2 separate regions of the Homo sapiens genome follow, and region 2 is linked to region 1. Evidence: read pairs that join two places in POLR2A ChIA-PET (ENCODE). Cell type or tissue: PC-9. All regions are shown on one strand. Each heading gives the region's core, and the rest is flanking DNA. Links, peaks and the distances in the headings are about the cores only.

What was found. Peaks named below come from ENCODE experiments on the same cell type or tissue, not always from the same donor. Only the 100,000 strongest peaks of a DNase experiment are listed, where the experiment ranks them.
Region 2: POLR2A ChIA-PET joins it to region 1 with 41 read pairs; 2 of 35 experiments call an interaction of 5 or more read pairs at or near these places.

What each region holds. Positions count from the first base shown.
Region 1 is chr20:50,064,174-50,072,608 of GRCh38, reverse strand. No RefSeq gene overlaps it. Among named protein-coding and RNA genes, the nearest start is that of TRERNA1, 27 kb to the right of the region's middle. RefSeq lists silencers at 1,050-1,289, 7,471-7,648. In PC-9, for the core only: no CTCF peak of the experiment used is centred there; no DNase peak of the experiment used is centred there.
Region 2 is chr20:49,803,980-49,812,414 of GRCh38, reverse strand. No RefSeq gene overlaps it. Among named protein-coding and RNA genes, the nearest start is that of SLC9A8, 4.6 kb to the left of the region's middle. RefSeq lists enhancers at 6,927-7,016, 7,117-7,166, 7,247-7,306. In PC-9, for the core only: no CTCF peak of the experiment used is centred there; no DNase peak of the experiment used is centred there; H3K27ac peaks cover 2,372 bases.

The DNA.
Region 1 (8,435 bases), core at 2,664-5,163:
ATTGTGCCACTGCACTCCAGCCTGGGAGACAGAGTGAGACTGCATCTCAAAAAACAAACAAACAACAAAAAAAACCCAGCAACTTTGTCTTGGCACAGTGGTTCATGCCTGTAATCCCAGCACTCTGGGAAGCCAAGGTGGGCAGATCACTTGAGTCCAGGAGTTTGAGACCAGCCTGGGCAACACGGCAAAACCCCCTCTCTACAAAAAATACAAAAATTAGCTGGGCATGGTGTTGCACACCTGTAGTCCCAGCTACTCGGGAGGCTGAGGTGGGAGGATCGCTTGAGCCCAAGAGGTGGAGGTTGCAGTGGGCCGTGATTGTGCCACTGCACTCCAGCCTGGGCAACACGGCGAGACTCTGTCTCAATAAATAAATAAACATATACATAGATATAGATATAGATATAGATATACACATATATATATACACTTAAGTAAAAACCAATTATCTAGGAGCAAATGTCAAGTAAAAGTACAGGTAGGGCTCAGATGCGGCAAAAAATCATGTTGGGGTAGGAGCCTGAGTAACATCAGCGAGCGCATACAGGTTTATCCTTTGGCCTCTGGCCCAGCTGTTAATGATATATTCATGTTTATTATCTGCCCCCTCCCACCCCCACTAAAATGTCAGCTTCAAGAGGGTAGGGATGAGGCCAATTGTGTTCACGGCTGTGTTCCTGCCATCTCACACAATGTTGGGCATACAGTAGGTGTTCAGTGAATACTTGTGAATGGGTGAATGGCTGGCTGGAAGGCCATGCATGAGTGAATGAGCGGAGGTGACACCTTCACATCCTCTCTCCGCCTCGGTGGATGCCAGTGCAGGCCCAGGAGTCAGCCGTTTCCACTACCAGCTGTGTGGCCCCGGGAGGGCTCCTTAACCTCTCTGTGCGTTTCCGTTGCCATTTCGCCGGGTTATTCTAAGGATTACGTGTGGTTTTACATGGTGTGGGCTTCTTGCAGTCCTCGGCACGGAGCACCCCTCCGTAAATGTTATTTCGCTATTGTTCTTTCCTTTCCTTTCGGTGTATTCTGCTTATGTATTCGCTATTGCTCTTCCCCATCTCACCGACCAGAAGAGTGAAGCTCCTCCCCGCTCTCCTGGCGCCCGGCTTCCCCGTTCTGGCTCGGGCCTGCACGCCCGCCCTTGGCCAGCAGAGGGCGCTAGCGCTCTAGGGACCAACGCTCCGGCTGGGCCGGGCCACGCGTCATCTCTCAGCCGACCCGAGGCTGGGGCTGGAGGAGGGGACAGGCGTGACCGCCGGGGCAGGGGTGGACCACCGGACATCTGGGTGTGTGCCTTTGGCACAGCGGGAGCCTGCTGGAGGCTCCCAAAGCGGAGTGGGCAAGCTTTTTCCCCCAGTGCGCTTCCAACCCTTTTTCTTTCTTTCTTTCTTTCTTTTTTTTTTTTTTTTTTGCGACAGGGTCTCTTGTCGCCCAGGCTGGAGTGCAGTGATGCGATCACGGGTCACTGCAGCCTCCAACTCCTGGCCTCAAGCGATTCTCCTTCCTCAGCCTCCCGGGTAGCTGGGACTACAAGTGGGCGCCACCACGCCCAACTAATTATTTATTCATTTAGAGACAGGGTCTCACTCTGTCACCCAGGCTGGGGTGCAGTGGCATGATCAAGTCTCATTGCAGCCTCAACCTCCTCCTCAAGCAATCCTCCTGCCTCAGCCTCCTGAGTAGCTGGGACTACAGGTGCAGGCCACTGGCCAATTAAAAAATATTTTTTTTTTTAATTAGCCGGACGTGGTGGCGGGTGCCTGTAGTCCCAGCTACTCAGGAGGCTGAGGCAGGAGAATGGCGTGAACCCGGGAGGCGAGCTTGCAGTGAGCTGAGATCACGCCACCGCACGGCAGCCTGGGTGACTGAGCGAGACTCAGTCTCAAAAAAAAAAAATTTTTTTTAGTAGAGACAGGGTCTCGCTGTGTTGCCCCGGCTGGTCTCAAACTCCTGGGCTCAAGTGATCTTCCTGCCTTGGCCTCCTAAAGTGCTGGGATTACAGGCGTAAGCCACCATGCCTGGCCTCCAACCCATTTTTTGCCAAGGACCAGCTGAGACTCAGAAAGGGTTGTCCAAGGTCACCCAGCAGGTGGGGGTAGTGGGGGTCATGCTGTGAATACAAGGCTTTGAAGCTCACATACCTCAAGGACCTGATAGGGGCTGTGGAGAACACAGGACTGACCACCTTTGCCTCTAGAATGCTGGCCCACATGGCCAAATCTTCCAAGTCTTCAAGAGAGACAGGGACATCAGGATGTAGTGAAATGTCTCGATTTTTATGGTAGCAATGAATTAAAGGCTTTGTTTGTTTTTGTAGAGCCAGGGTCTCATTATATTGCCCAGGCTGGTCTTGAACCCTTGGCCTCAAGCGATCCTCCCGTCTTGGCCTCCCAAAGTGCTGGAATTACAGGCGTGAGCCACCACTTCTAGCCTTATTTGTTTATTTATTTATTTTGAGATGGAGTCTTGCTCTGTCGCCAGGCTAAAGTCCAGTGGCGCTATCTCGGCTCTCTGCTACCTCCACCTCCCGGGTTCAAGCGATTCTTCTACCTCAGCCTCCCAAGTAGCTGGGACTACAGGTGTGCACCACCACACCCGGCTACTTTTTGTATTTTTAGTAGAGATGGGGTTTCACCATATTGCCCAGGCTGGTCTCAAACTCCTGACCTCAGGTGATCCGCCCACCTTGGCCTCCCAAAGTGCTGAGATTACAGGCATGAGCCACCATGCCTGGCCGCCTTTTTTATTTTTAATCACAGTTTCCACCTCTGAGCAACCTTGGAGGTAGCTCACCTCTTCCTCCCTTGGAGGAAGGTGTTTTGAAACAAAACCATCCCCCTGGTTTCTTCACCTGCCTGCCTGAGCTTCTTTAGGCTTCAGTTTACCAGTGACTGCATCTTCCAGGACTGCGCTACCCAGGACATCCCCTCCCTCTGGGTTAGGAGCCAGTCTCCATCCCTGAGCTTCCCCAGTAGAGCTTCCATTTGTTCATTTGTCCATTCATTCATTCAACAAGCATTCATTGAGTGTTTACTGTGTGCCAAATACCGTGTGTAGGGACATGCAGTGATGAGACAAAACCCTCCCTTCGTGGAGCTGATATTTGAATGGGGGAGTTAGACAACAGACAAAGAAGGAAATGCACTAGGTTCTTTTCCAGGCGTTCAGCACATACCCAAGTAAAGGAACAGAGGGCAGGCAGGCAGCAGTGGGCAGGGGGCCTCTTGGAGGAGGTGACCCCAAGTGAGGAGGAGCTGCCAGCCCTGGAGTCTGGTAGGTATTGTTCCAGGCCAAGAGAACAGCAAGAGCAGAGGCCCTGGGCGGTAAGATGCAAGTCACATTATCACATTAAGTCCACAGCACAGGGGCTGGGCGCAGTGGCTCACACCTGTGATCCCAGCACTTTGGGAGGCCGAGGCAGGTGGATCACCTGAGGTCAGGAGTTCGAGACCAGCCTGGCCAACATGGCGAAACCCTGTCTCTACTAAAAATGCAAAAATTAGCTGAGCATGGTGGTGGGCACCTGTAATCCCAGCTACTCAGGAGGCTGAGGCAGGAGAATCGCTTGAACCTGGGAGGTGGAGGTTGCACTGAGCCGAGATCATGCCACTACACTCCAGCCTGGGTAACAGAGCTAGACTCTGTCTCAAAAAAGAGTCTGCAGCACATGGCATGCAATAGACACTCTGTAAACAGATGGATAAATGGACAGATGGATAAATGGACAGATGGATAAATGGACACATGGATGAGCTTGTGGCCTTGGCAGCCCCCTCTCTTGGCTTGGTTGCCCACATCTCGCCCTGGGGGTGGACATGGACACCGCCTGGCACAAGGAAGTGGCTCAGTCAGCTCCGGGGCTCCCTGAGCTGCACCCCAGCCCAGAGTGGGGGTCTCCCCTCCCAACAGCAGCAGGAGCTGTGGACTGGCTGCCACGCCCCAGCCATTCACAATCTGGGGGACACTTCCCCTGACCTGGTCCAAATCCCAGCTCTCCAGGGTCACCCTGACCTACAGACCTGACCACTCTGAACCTCAGGCAAGGCCACCATCTGCCCACGCCAGCCCTGCCTCTTTCATACTCTTCCCTGCCCCCAGTGGCTCAGGCGCCCAAGCCATGGGTTCCTTGGAATGTAATTCTTTTTCTTCCCAGAAGCCTGGGCCGTTCACTTCCGGCCACACTGCCCTTGGTGCCTTCCTGACCCTTTGCTTTACAAACCTGACACGGTGGCCAGAGGCTTAAAGCCGGACCCAGCCACACCACCTGGCCTCCCCATCGTGCCATGGCCCATCTGTCAGCATCCTGCCCTGGGAATCTGACTGTAGACACCAGGACCCTCCACAGCCGTTTCCCACAAACCCCTGCTGGGAACATGCCTACCTGGCTGTGCCATCCAAAGGGCACTGCCCTCTACAGCTTACAGGCTGATTCCAAATCCTAGAGCTCCCGCTTCACCAGGGGCATGTTGGTATCCACACTCCAGAGCTGCCCATTCCACAGATATTTAATGAGCAGCTACCGTGTGCCCAGCACTGCCCTAGGCCCAGCAGACACAGCGGGGAACAAAATAGTCAGAAAACGCGGCCCTCGTGAAATGGATGTTCTGGGAATGGTGACAGTCAGGGCAAAGGACTAGGGAGAAACAGTAAACAGATGAAAAAGTAAACCATGTAGAAGATGAGATGGTGATAAATGCTATAGAGGGAAACAAGGCAGGGAGGGGGATAGGGGATGGGGTGGGGCAGAGGTGCCATTGAAAATTGGAATGGGGGCAGGTGCCTGATGCTTGAGAAGTGGCATTTGAGCAAAGACCTGCAGGAGGTGAGGGAGTGAGGCATGTGGACATCTGGGGGAAGAATGTGTCCTGCAGAGGAAGCAGCCAGTGCAAATGCCGTGAGGCAGGAGCATGCCTAATTTGTTGGAGAAACAACCAGGAGGCCAGTGTGGCTGGAGCAGAGTACAGGGTCAGGGAGGGAGGAGGAGGCTTAGGAGATGGGGTGGGGGAGGGGTAGTGGTGGGGCAGATCCTACAGGGCCTTTCAAAGATCCATCTTTTTCTCCAAGGGAGATGGGAACCATTGCAGAGGAGGGACGCATGTGCTCCAGGTTTTTACCTCTAGCTTCCCTCTAGCTTCCTGCAGAGAACAGACCACGGGGCATTGCTGGAAGCAGGCAGTTGACTGCAGTAGACCAGAGGGGCAGAGGATGGCACTGGACCTGGTGTTCCAGAAGAGGTAAGAACTGATCAGTGGCCGGGCACAGTGGCTCGTGCCTATAATGCCAGCACTTTGGGAGGCCGAGGTGAGAGGATCACTTGAGGCCAGGAGTTCAAGACCAGCCTGAGCAACATAGCAACAGAATGAGACTCCAGCTCCCGCATTTCCTTGATTCCGGAATGCATGCCTTTCCTGTGGCCTCTTAGACTTCCATGCAATGCAGAACGCTCAGACCAGGGAGCCCACAGGACTCAGAAGTGAGAGGGTAAGAGGGGGAAAGGAGCTGGGGGACTCCCAGGTTTTGGCCTAGCCCAGGGGAGGCTCAGGAAGAGCCAGTTTGTGGGGGCCTTCCGGTGCTGGGTGGGAGTGTGTTAAACTACGATGCCTGTGAGACCCTCAGATCAGGGGCTCAAGGAGGCTGGCCAGTCCAGAGTGACCTGGGGACAGGCACCAGAGTGGCCCCTGTGGAAATGGAGTTTAAGGTGTGAGGCTGTACTCCCAGGGAGGGTGTGGATGGAAGAAAGGAGGCCTTTGTTCAGATTAGGAAAAGTCTCCCCTCCGGCAGGCACGGCCCACCTGGGCAGACGACCTGGGAGCCATCACCCTCCCACCTCTCCTGGTGGGTGCAGCACTGTGCCAGGCATTGGGTGCAAAACACATCACTGACTGGATGCCAAGTTACACTCAGCCCTCCACTGTATGGTCCTGGGGTCTTCTGATGTCAACAGGATGAAACTGAGGCCCAGAAAGGCCAAGTGGCTTGCCCAAGATCACACAGCTTTGAGCCACAAAGTGAGATTCCACTCTGATCCCTGTGACCTTGAGCCAGTGGCCTTAGCTGCCCCTCTGCCACCCACCATGACGATAAATTAGCTACTTCTAGCCTGGCAAGGTCAACAGAGGACTTTACTTACCCTGATGAGCTGAGGTGCCTGAAGTGCCTCACAGCCACCATCTCACTTTGCTCCCAACCATTCCTTGGTAGTGTTGGTGGCCCCATTTCACAGATGAGGACACTGAGGCTCCAAGAGTCTCTGTCACTAGCTCAGGGTGACCCACCAGAGCTGGGATCTGAACCCAGGACTGGCAGCACCCAGCAACCAGTGCTAAGTACAGAGCGTTCCAGATGGGGTCAGAGATGTGAGGCAAACCAAGAATGACAGTCAAGACTTAACGAGCGGCCGGGCGCAGTGGCTCACGCCTGTAATCCCAGCACTTTGGGAGGCCAAGACAGGCAGATCACCTAAGGTCAGGAGTTTGAGATCAGCCTGGCCAACATGGCGAAACCCCATCTCTACTAAAAATACAAAAGTTAGCCGGGTGTGGTGGCGCATGCCTGTAATCCCAGCTACTCAGGAGGCTGAGGAAGGAGAATCGCTTGAATCTGGGAGGCAGAGGTTGTAGTGAGCCAAGATCGCACCACTGCACTCCAGCCTGGGCAACAAAGTGAGACTCCATCTCAAAAAGAAAAAAAAAAAAAAAGACGTAATGAGCACCTTCTCTATGCTGAGCTCATTATAAAGCAATTCATGGACTCTCCCCCAGCCCTGAGATCGGAACTATTAATCAAACCGATCTTACAGAAGAGGAAACTGAGGCATCAATGACTTGCCAGGAGAAGGTCTGTTGGCCCCTGCAGGTTCCTCTACCCCCACCGACCCTGTCCTTCCCAAAGGCCCCAAGGTGGTGGAAGAGGTCAGGCAGTGCTGGGTGACCCTGGGAAGGCTGCTGGCCCCTGGGCCTCTGTCTCCTCACCCTGACCACAGGCAATGACCCAGATCCCTGAGTTCCCCCACCCTGAAGAACCCAGCCCCAGGAGGAGGACTCCAACCCTCCTGCTCACTGTCAGCCAGGCCGAATCCATTAGGCTGATGCCCTGTGACATTTTTGCCCAAGGTCATTGCTTCCTATGAAATCATACACACCAGACCCTGAAGCCTGGCCAAACAGGGACCCTGGGAGGCCACTGAGCCCTACCAGCCGGCCAGGCTGCATGGACACCAGCTGCGTGTGGTGGTCTCTGTGTCCCACTGAAGCTCTGCTCAGATAAATCACAAAGCAGCCTCAGCTCACAGAACCCCTAGTAAAGTCCTGGTGTGCGGGGGTGCTGGGGTGGCAAAGACCCTGAGGCTCAGAGAGGGGCTCCATTTGCCCAAAGATGCACAGCTGGGGAGTGGGCTGATGGGGGCTGGAATGGAGTCTGAGAGATTTGGGATTATCCGCTCTCAGCTGGGCTGCAAACCAGACACAACTGTTGCGGCCCCAGGTCTCGGAGGGCCCTGGAGACAGATGCAGGGGTTCTTGAGTCTGGGGGAGCAGCTGCCACTGTGTGTGTGCGTGTTTGTGTGTGTGTGGGGGTGTGTAGGTGTGTGTCCAAACACACATATGCATGTCCACAAGCCATATAAGATACTGAATGGGTAAAACAAGGATTCCTGAGCAGGCAGTCTGTATTTAAATCCCAGCCCGTGATTTACTGCTGTGTGACTTTAGGCAAACAACCCCACCTCTGGATGGAAGGAGAAAGGGAGGCCTTTGTTCAGATTAGCGAAAGGTCCGCCTCCTGCAGACATGGCCCACTTGGGTAGACAACCTGGGAGCCATCACTCTCCCACATCAGGGGTGTCCTTATTTGTGTAATGGGAATGAGCGGCCCCTCTGTGTGTGCCTGGGAGGGAGCTGTCAGCCTTGGGCCCTGGCCCTGCAGCCCCTGGGCCTCCTTCAGCAGAGTCCTCCCTGCAGTGGCTGCTGCAGGGGACGGCGGGTGCAGGGCCTCTTCCTCTCACCCTGCCTCTCTCCCTTCCTTTAAAAATTTATTTTTTATTAATTTATTTTTTGAGACAGAGTCTCGCTCTGTCGCCCAGGCTGGAGTGCAGTGGCGCGATCTCAGCTCACTGCAAGCTCCGCCTCCCCGGTTCACGCCACTCTCCTGCCTCAGCCTCCTGAGTAGCTCACGCCTGTAGTCCCAGCACTTTGGGAGGCTGAGGCAGGCAGATCACATGAGGTCAGGAATTTGAGACCAGCCTGGCCAACATGGTGAAACTCCGTCCCTACTAAAAAAACAAAAATTAGCCAGGCCTGGTGGTGCACGCCTGTAATCCCAGCTACTCGGGAGGCTGAGGCAGGAGAATCGCTTGAACCCAAGAGGTGGAGGTTGCAGTGAGCCGAGATCGCCCCACTGCACTCCAGCCTGGGTGGCAGAGTAAGACT
Region 2 (8,435 bases), core at 2,258-4,757, 260 kb after region 1:
ATTCCATCTGTAAACATGTGTTGAGTTCAGACTATATGCCTAGCGTTAAAAAGGATGCTGATGATCTAGGGGTGGACCATTCATTAAGGGGTTCATTGATTCACCACATGCTTAGTAGATGCTTCTATGTGCCTAGCAGTGACCGGTGGGGTGGGGATGCAGGGAGGAACAAGGTGAGGTGAGAGGGGTAGGTGAGACCCCCATCGGGAGGACTGGGGCTGAGGACTTTGAACTTTATTGGCCGCTTCTGTTGCTACCTCCCTTCCTGATCCAAGGCACTCTATCTCATCTGGATAATTGCAACGGCTCCATTCAGGGTCTCTGACTCACCCCTGTTCCTTACGGACTTCCACACAGCAGCTTAACTCATCACTCCTCTGCTTAGACCCTCCAATGGCTTCCAATCTCCAGAGAAAAAAAAAACGTGGGGAATGTACAGGACTCAATCCTGCCCCCTTTTCCCCTCTGAAGTGTGTGGGAGGGGGGCATGGGGCTCTATATCTCCCCTCCCACACACTTTGACTTTCCACTATTGTCCCAGACTCACCAGGAATACTTCCACCGTTGCACTTACTGAGCCTTTATCTAGAATGCTCTTCTTCTGGGTAGCTCTTTGGCTCCCACCTCTCCTACGTTTGGCCTTTTATTTAACCCTTATCTTGTGTGTTAGACCTCCTTGACCACCCTACTTAAAATCCAAGGCCCCCCGCCTTCCCTAAACTATTTTTCCACATGACACCTAACCTACCATATGTTTTACTCATACACTTGTTTGTTAACCATCTCCCTCCATGAGAACGGAAGCTTCATGAATGCAGAAATTTTTGTCTGTTTTGTTCTCCATTTTATCTGCAATGCCTACAACAGTACCTGGCACATAGTAGACACTCAATAATAAATAATCATTGAGTAAATAAATCAGTTAATTCTAGCACACCTAGAAGGGTTTTGAACTGAGAAGTAACCTAAGCTTTGCTGCCTGTTGGGAGTTGACTGGGGATTGGCGAGAGAGAGAGGATGGAAGCCCCAAAGCCAGCAAGGAGGCTTTTGCAATAATCTAGGTGACAGCTGATGGCAGTCTGGATGAAAGTAATACGGTGGAGGTGGCAGGAATGGTTGGACTCCTGGACGCATACTGAAGACAAGGTTTGCTGACGGACTATGGCGTATAAAAGAGGAGTTAAGCATGGTGTCAGGGTTTTGGCCCCGAGGAACTGGGTAGAGAAGAAATCTGGCTCTAACCTTGGGTTCTCCATCCTCTGCAGTCTCTTAAGACTGCTAAAGCTGACTGAGAGAATGTCATCAGGATCCACCAATGTTTATTGAGTAATAATAAACTTGCTTCCTTCCTGCAGGTGTGGTGTTGGGCTATTGTTTCCTTAATTCTTTACATAGCTTTGAGGTAGATACCATCATTATCCACAGACATAGAGAAATCAAGGCACTTGCCTGCGGTCCCACAGCTAGCAAATGACAAGGCTGGGATTCAGGCACAGAGCCAGTGTTTTTAAACCAGTAGCCCTGCTACTCTCCACTGCCTTAATTTCTCTGGCTCTTAAATGGGACTAATAACCTACTCTCCTCCGTTAGCACAGAGCCTGGCGGGAATGACCTGGTCTACAAAGGATTGAGAGTGGGGTTCTCTCTGGCCACACTTGTCAACTGAGGGCTTGAGGCTACCATTTTCTACCAGCACCAATAAACCCCACATGGCTGGAATTCGCCAAGCTGGAAACTCCACATAGCTGGAATTCACTACTCTTCTCTATCCGTTGTCTTGCCTACTGCCCTTGGCCTCCTCTGGGCCTACCACTAACCATGAGGCTGCAGAGAACATTCTCTCATGCCCATGGGTGAGTCTTTGGCTCTTCTCACCTATTCCTGAGAATGAATCTAAAATCCCTGGTCCTTCCCCGAGGAAGGTGAATAAAGCCATTCAACATGCAGTTTCTGGGCTCCAATGCTGTGTCAGGCCGAGAAGGAGGCAGCATAAGGCACCACAAATTCTGGTGCCAGACAGTGCTGGTTCCCAACCCCTCCTCAGGACCTACAGTCTCCGTGACCCTGAGAGGCTACAGCACCCTCAGAGCCTCAGGGCCCCCTCAATTTTTTTTTCTTTTTTTCTTTAATAACGCTTCTCTTTAGAAGACTGTTACAAGATTAGAGAGAAAACTGCCTTTGCTCTCCATTGTCTCTGCCTAGACAGCTCTGCCCGCTATCTCCAGTCTTCTTGTTATTCATGTCTCAGCTTAAATGTCCCCTCCTCAGGGAAGCCCTCCCTGACCAGTCTCTGTAAAGAGTCAGACAGTAAATACTGAAGGCTTTGTGGGCCTTACTATCTCTGTAGCAACAAATCAACTCTGTAGTTTGCATGCAGCATAAATAATATAAATAGGCATAGCTGTGTTCCAACAAAACTTTATGGATACTGAAATTTGAATTTTGCATTACTTTCACATGTCATGAAATACCATTCTTCTTTGGATTTTTTTTTTTTTTTTTTTTTGAGATGGAGTGTCTGTCACCCAGGCTGGAGTGCAATGGCACGATCTCGGCTCATTACAACCTGCACCTCCCAGGTTCAAGCAATTCTCCTGCCTCAGCCTCCCAAGTAGCTGAGACTACAGGTATGTGCCACCATGCCCTGCTAATTTTTGTATTTTTAGTGGAGATAGGGTTTCACCATGTTGGCCAGCATGGTCTCAATCTCTTGATCTCGTGATCCGCCTGCCTTGGCCTCCCCAAGTGCTGGGATTACAGGCATGAGCCACCAGGCCTGGCCTGTTGTTGTATTTTAAGATGGAGTCTCACTCTGTCACTCAGGCTGGAGTGCAGTGGCACGATCTCGGCTTACTGCAACCTCTGCCTCCTGGGTTCAAGCGATTCCTGCTTCAGCCTCCCAAGTAGCTGGAATTACAGGCGTGTGCCACCATGCCCAGCTAATTTTTGTATTTTTAGTAGAGACGGGGTTTCGCCATATTGGCCAGGCTGGTCTCAAACTCCTGACCTCAAGTGATCCACCTGCCTCAGCCTCCCAAAGTGCTGGGATAACAGGCATGAGCCACTGTGCCTGGCTAAGAATTTGATCTTTAATGCTTTTATTAAACAGGGAATCAAATTGGTTACCATGTATATCAGTCAGGATTCAATCAGAGAAGCAGAACCAAAAGGGGATATATTTTAAGAGCTTTATGGCAAGGAATTGGCTTAAAACAACACAAATGAATTATCTTATAGTTCTGTAGGTTAGAAGATAAAGATTTTCACTGGGCTAAAATCAAGGTGTTGGCAGGGTCACATTCATTCTGGAGGCCCTACGGGAGAATAAACTTTCTTGCCTTTTCCAGCTCCTAGAGTCTGCTTGCATCCCATGTCTCATGGTCCACTCGCTATTTTTAAAGCCAAGGACTGCCTCACCCCATGCTCTGCTTCTGATTCTGACTCTCTTGTCTTCCTCTTCCTCTTCCCCTCCACCCCCCCCTTTTTTTTTTTTTTGAGACTGAGTCTTGCTCTGTCGCCCATGCTCAAGTGCAGTGGCATGATCTCGGCTCACTACAACCTCCGCCTCCGGGGTTCAAGCGATTCCCATCTCAGCCTCCCAAGTAGATGGGGTTACAGGTGCCCGCCACCACACCAGCTCATTTTTGTAGTTTTAGTAGAGATGGGGTTTCACCATGTTGGCCAGGCTGGTCTTGAACTCCTGACCTCAGGTGATCCACCCACCTTGGCCTCCCAAAGTGCTTGGATTACAGGCATGAGCCACTGTGCCCAGCCCCTCTTTCTCTTATTAGGACCCTTCTGACTACATTGGACCCACCTACATAATCAGAATAATCTGCCCGTCTCAAAGTCAGCTGATTAGCACCCTATTTCCATCTGCAATCTTAATTCGTCCTTGCCCTGTAACATATTCACAGGGACCAGCAATTAGCACGTGGCCATCTTTGGAGGGCCATTATCCTACCCACCACGCCATAGGAAAAATAAGATCTGTTGGACTTCTCCTCATGTATTTTTTTTTTTCTTTTTTTGAGACGGAGTTTCACTCTTGTTGCCCAGGCTGGAGTGCAATGGCACAATCTCGGCTCACTGCAACCTCCACCTCCTGGGTTCAAGTGATTCTCCTGCCTCAGCCTCCCGAGTAGCTGGGATTACAGGCATGTGCCACCACACCCGGCTAATTTTGTATTTTTAGTACAGATGGGGTTTCTCCACATTGGTCAGGCTGGTCTCGAACTCCCGACCTCAGGTGATCTGCTCGCCTTGGCCTCCCGTAGTGCTGGGACTACAGGCGTGAGCCACCACACCCAGCCCTCTTCATGTATTTTTGCTATTTATTATCATTTCATATTGATTTATACATGGGAACGAGTGGGGCATAATTTCTTTAATACCTTTGGATGCTAACATTTTAATCTGGCCCTGGCCACTTAGCACGTAACAGGCACTAGAATTACTAAGCAAAAATAGAAAATCTGGGCTTGTAGAATTCAGTGGAGTCAGGTGTAATTCTCTGAGAAAGTTTGTGAAAAAAATCCAGATTCCAGGCCATGCATGGTGACTCACAGCTGTAATCCCAGCACTTTGGGAGGCCGAGGTGGGTAGATCACCCGAGGTCAGGAGTTCAAAACCTTCTTCACCCTCACCTGCCTTGTGTCCTCCCCACTGTCCCCACCCTAAGACTTGGTGACCGATAGAAACACTTGCTTCCTTGGCTTACTTTTTTTCTTTCTCCCTTTAAAAAAAAATCATAGTTTTGGCCGGGCGTGGTGGCACACACCTGTAATCTCAACTACTTGGGAGGCTGAGGCAGAAGAATCACTTGAACCTGGGAGGTGGAGGTTGCCTTGAGCCTAGATCGCACCACTGCACTCCAGCCTGGGCGACAGAGGGCGACTCCATCTCAAAAGAAAAAAAAAAGGAAAAGAAAAATGAAAAGTTGCAGAAAAGGAGAAAAGTAAAGGTCATCATAGTTTACCACGGAGCTCAGCTGTGAATGGCATTTACATAGTCACAATAATGTATACTGTAAATGTCAATCTCACAAGAATAACCATATAACTATATTGAGAGAATAAAGGATGGGAAGGGTCTCTGCATGGGCTGGGCAGGTGAGGAGAGGGAAAGAGGGCAGAACCCTTATTGCCCAGAGTGGGAAAGCAGATTTTACTGAAAACAGAAAAACTAAGAAGTGGCGATAGAAGCATGTTATTCCAAGACATGGAGTTAAATACCCAAAAAATCAGCTCAAAGTGATTATCTTTGGGGAGGCAGAAATGAGAGGAGAGAGTGAAGTGGGGATTCCTATTTTTAGAAAATTTGACTCTTCAACTTATGTGCATGTATGACCTCAATACAAATAAAATTTAAACCAAGAAACAAAAAAGGACAGGAGTAACATATTGAAATATTGTTTCGATAATGGTTATTTCTCAATTGTGGGTCATGGATATTGTTTTTCCTTTTGCTTATTTGTATTTTTAATATTTTTTTTCTGCAAATGACACGTCATTTGAAATGTAAGTAAATCCCTTTGACACTGTGCTTGTGACCTGCAACACTCAGTGACTGCCAGTCATCTTTCATAAACTAGAAACAGACCAGCTTGTCATATTTATTTCAATACAGAAAGTCAAGGCCGTGGGTATTTTGATCTTTCTGTCTTGATGCTGCCTCACCTCCCTGTTCTGAGTCACCAGCCCTATGGATTCTTCCTCCTCCACCCTCACCCGCTTTGTGTCCTCCACACTGTCCCCACCCTAAGACCTGATGACCGATAGAAACACTTGCATCCTTGGCTTACCTTTTTTCTTTCCCCCTTTAAAAAATATCATAGTTTTGGCTGGGTGCAGTGGCTCACGCCTGTCATTCCAGCACTTTGGGAGGCCGAGGCAGGAGGATCACTTGCACCCAGGAGTCTGAGGCCAGCCTGGGCAACATAGTGACACACTGTCTCTATTTTTATTTTGTATTTATTTATTTATTTTTGAGATGGAGTCTCGCTCTATTGCCAGGCTGGAGTGCAGTGGCGTGATCTTGGCTCACTGAAACCTCTGCCTCCCAGATTCAAGCAATTCTCCTGCCTCAGCCTCCCAAGTAGCTGGGACTACAGGTACTAAAATATGATTTTTTTTAAAAAATTAAAATAGGCGAGGTGCGGTGGCTCACGCCTGTAATCCCAGCACTTTGGGAGGCTGCAGCAGGTGCATCATGAGGTCAAGAGATTGAGACCATCCTGGCCAACATGTTGAAACCCCGTCTCCACTAAAAATACAAAAATTAGCCGGGCATGGTGGTGTGCACCTGTAGTCCCAGCTACTCGGGAGGCTGAGGCAGGAGAATTGTTTGAATCCGGGAGGCAGAGGTTGCAATGAGCCGAGATCATGCCACTGCACTCCAGCCTGGCAATACAGTGAGACTCCGTCTCAAAAATAAATAAATAAATAAATAAATACAAAATAAAAATAGAGACAGGATCTCACTATGTTGCCCAGGCTGGCCTCAGACTTCTGGGTGCAAGTGATCCTCCTGCCTCGGCCTCCCAGAGTGCTGGAATGACAGGCGTGAGCCACTGCACCCAGCCAAAACTATGATATTTTTTAAAGGGGGAAAGAAAAAAGGTAAGCCAAGGATGCAAGTGTTTCTATCGGTCATCAGGTCTTAGGGTGGGGACAGTGTGGAGGACACAAAGCGGGTGAGGGTGGAGGAGGAAGAATCCACAGGGCTGGTGACTCAGAACAGGGAGGTGAGGCAGCATCAAGACAGAAAGATCAAAATACCCACGGCCTTGACTTTCTGTATTGAAATAAATATGACAAGCTGGCTTGTTTCTAGTTTATGAAAGATGACTGGCAGTTACTGAGTGTTGCAGGTCACAAGCACAGTGTCAAACGGATTTACTTACATTTTCTGCTTCTACTCCTACCTGCCTACCACAGTCATGCATCACCTAAGGACAGGAATCCATTGTGAGAAACGTGTGGTCAGGCGATCTTGATGTGCGAACATCCTAGAGCAGACTTCTTCAAACCCAGATGGTGTTGCCTATGACACACCCAGGCTTTTATGGTATGGCCTATTGCTCGTAGGCTACACACCCGTACGGCATGTTACTGTACTGGGTACTGCAGGCAATGGTAACACAATGGCAAGTTTTTGTGTGTCTAAACATATCTAAACACAAAAAAGGCACAGTAAAAGTACCATATTATAACCTCATGACACCACCATTGTATTTGTGGTCTATCTTTGACCAAAATATCTGTATGTCTGTAGCTGTATTTACCTTACAATGACAGTGCAAGCAGTCTTTTTTTTTTTTTTTTTTTTTTTTTTGAGAGACAGGGTCTCATTCTGTCCCCAGGCTACAGTGCAGTTGTGGGATCACAGCTCCCTGGAGCCTCAACCTCTCTGGCTCAAGCCATCCTCCTACCTCAGCCTCCCAAGTAACTGGGATTACAGGCACGTGCCACCGTTCCTGGCTAATTTTTTGTTTTATTTTATTTTTTGTAGAAACGGGGTCTTGCTATGTTGCCTAGGCTGATCTTGAACTCCTGGGCTCAATCAAGTGATTCTCCCACCTCAGCCTCCCAAAGTGCTGGGATTATAGACATGAGCCATGGTGCCTGGCCCAAGCAGTCTTTTTGAAGTATGTATCAGATCATGTTACTCTTCTGCTCAAAATCATCCCACGGCTCCCCATTTTACTGCAAACAAAACCCAAACTCCTCTTGGCAGTCTGCAAGGCCCTGTTTGGTCAGCTCCCTTTCCCTGAAGGGGTCTCTTGTCCCTTTTCCCCTGCATCCCAACTCACTTATCTGCTCCTTGAACATGCCATGCTCCTCCCCAGCTCAGGACCTTTGCACTTGCTGTTCCTTTGTCTATCACCTTCTAGATATACATAGAGCTGCCTCCTAGTCATAATTCAGATCCCATACAATGGAAGCACCCTGACTGAGGCCGTCTCCCACCTGCCCCAGCCAGCCACTGCATCTTCCAGCATTTCACTCTCTTGTCCTCGTGGTACCTATTATGTGAAGTTACTCTGTTTTGTCCTTTTTAAAAAAACATATTTGAAATTATTATTGAAATATGGCCCAGGCACCATGGCTCATGCCTGTGATCCCAACACTTTGAGAGGCCAAAGCAGGCGGATCATTTGAGGTCAGGAGTTCGAGACCAACCTGGCCAACATGGCAAAACCCCATCTCTACTACAAATACAAAAATTAGCCGGGCGTATTGGTGCACACCTGTAATCCCAGCTGCTTGGGAGGCTGAAGCACGAGAATCACTTGAACTTGGGAGGTGGAGATTGCAATGAGCCGAGATCGTACCACCGCATTCCAGTCTGGGTGACAGAGTAAGACTGTCTCAAAAAATAAATTAATTAATTAAATTAAATTAAATAAATATTGAAATACAACTCATATAACA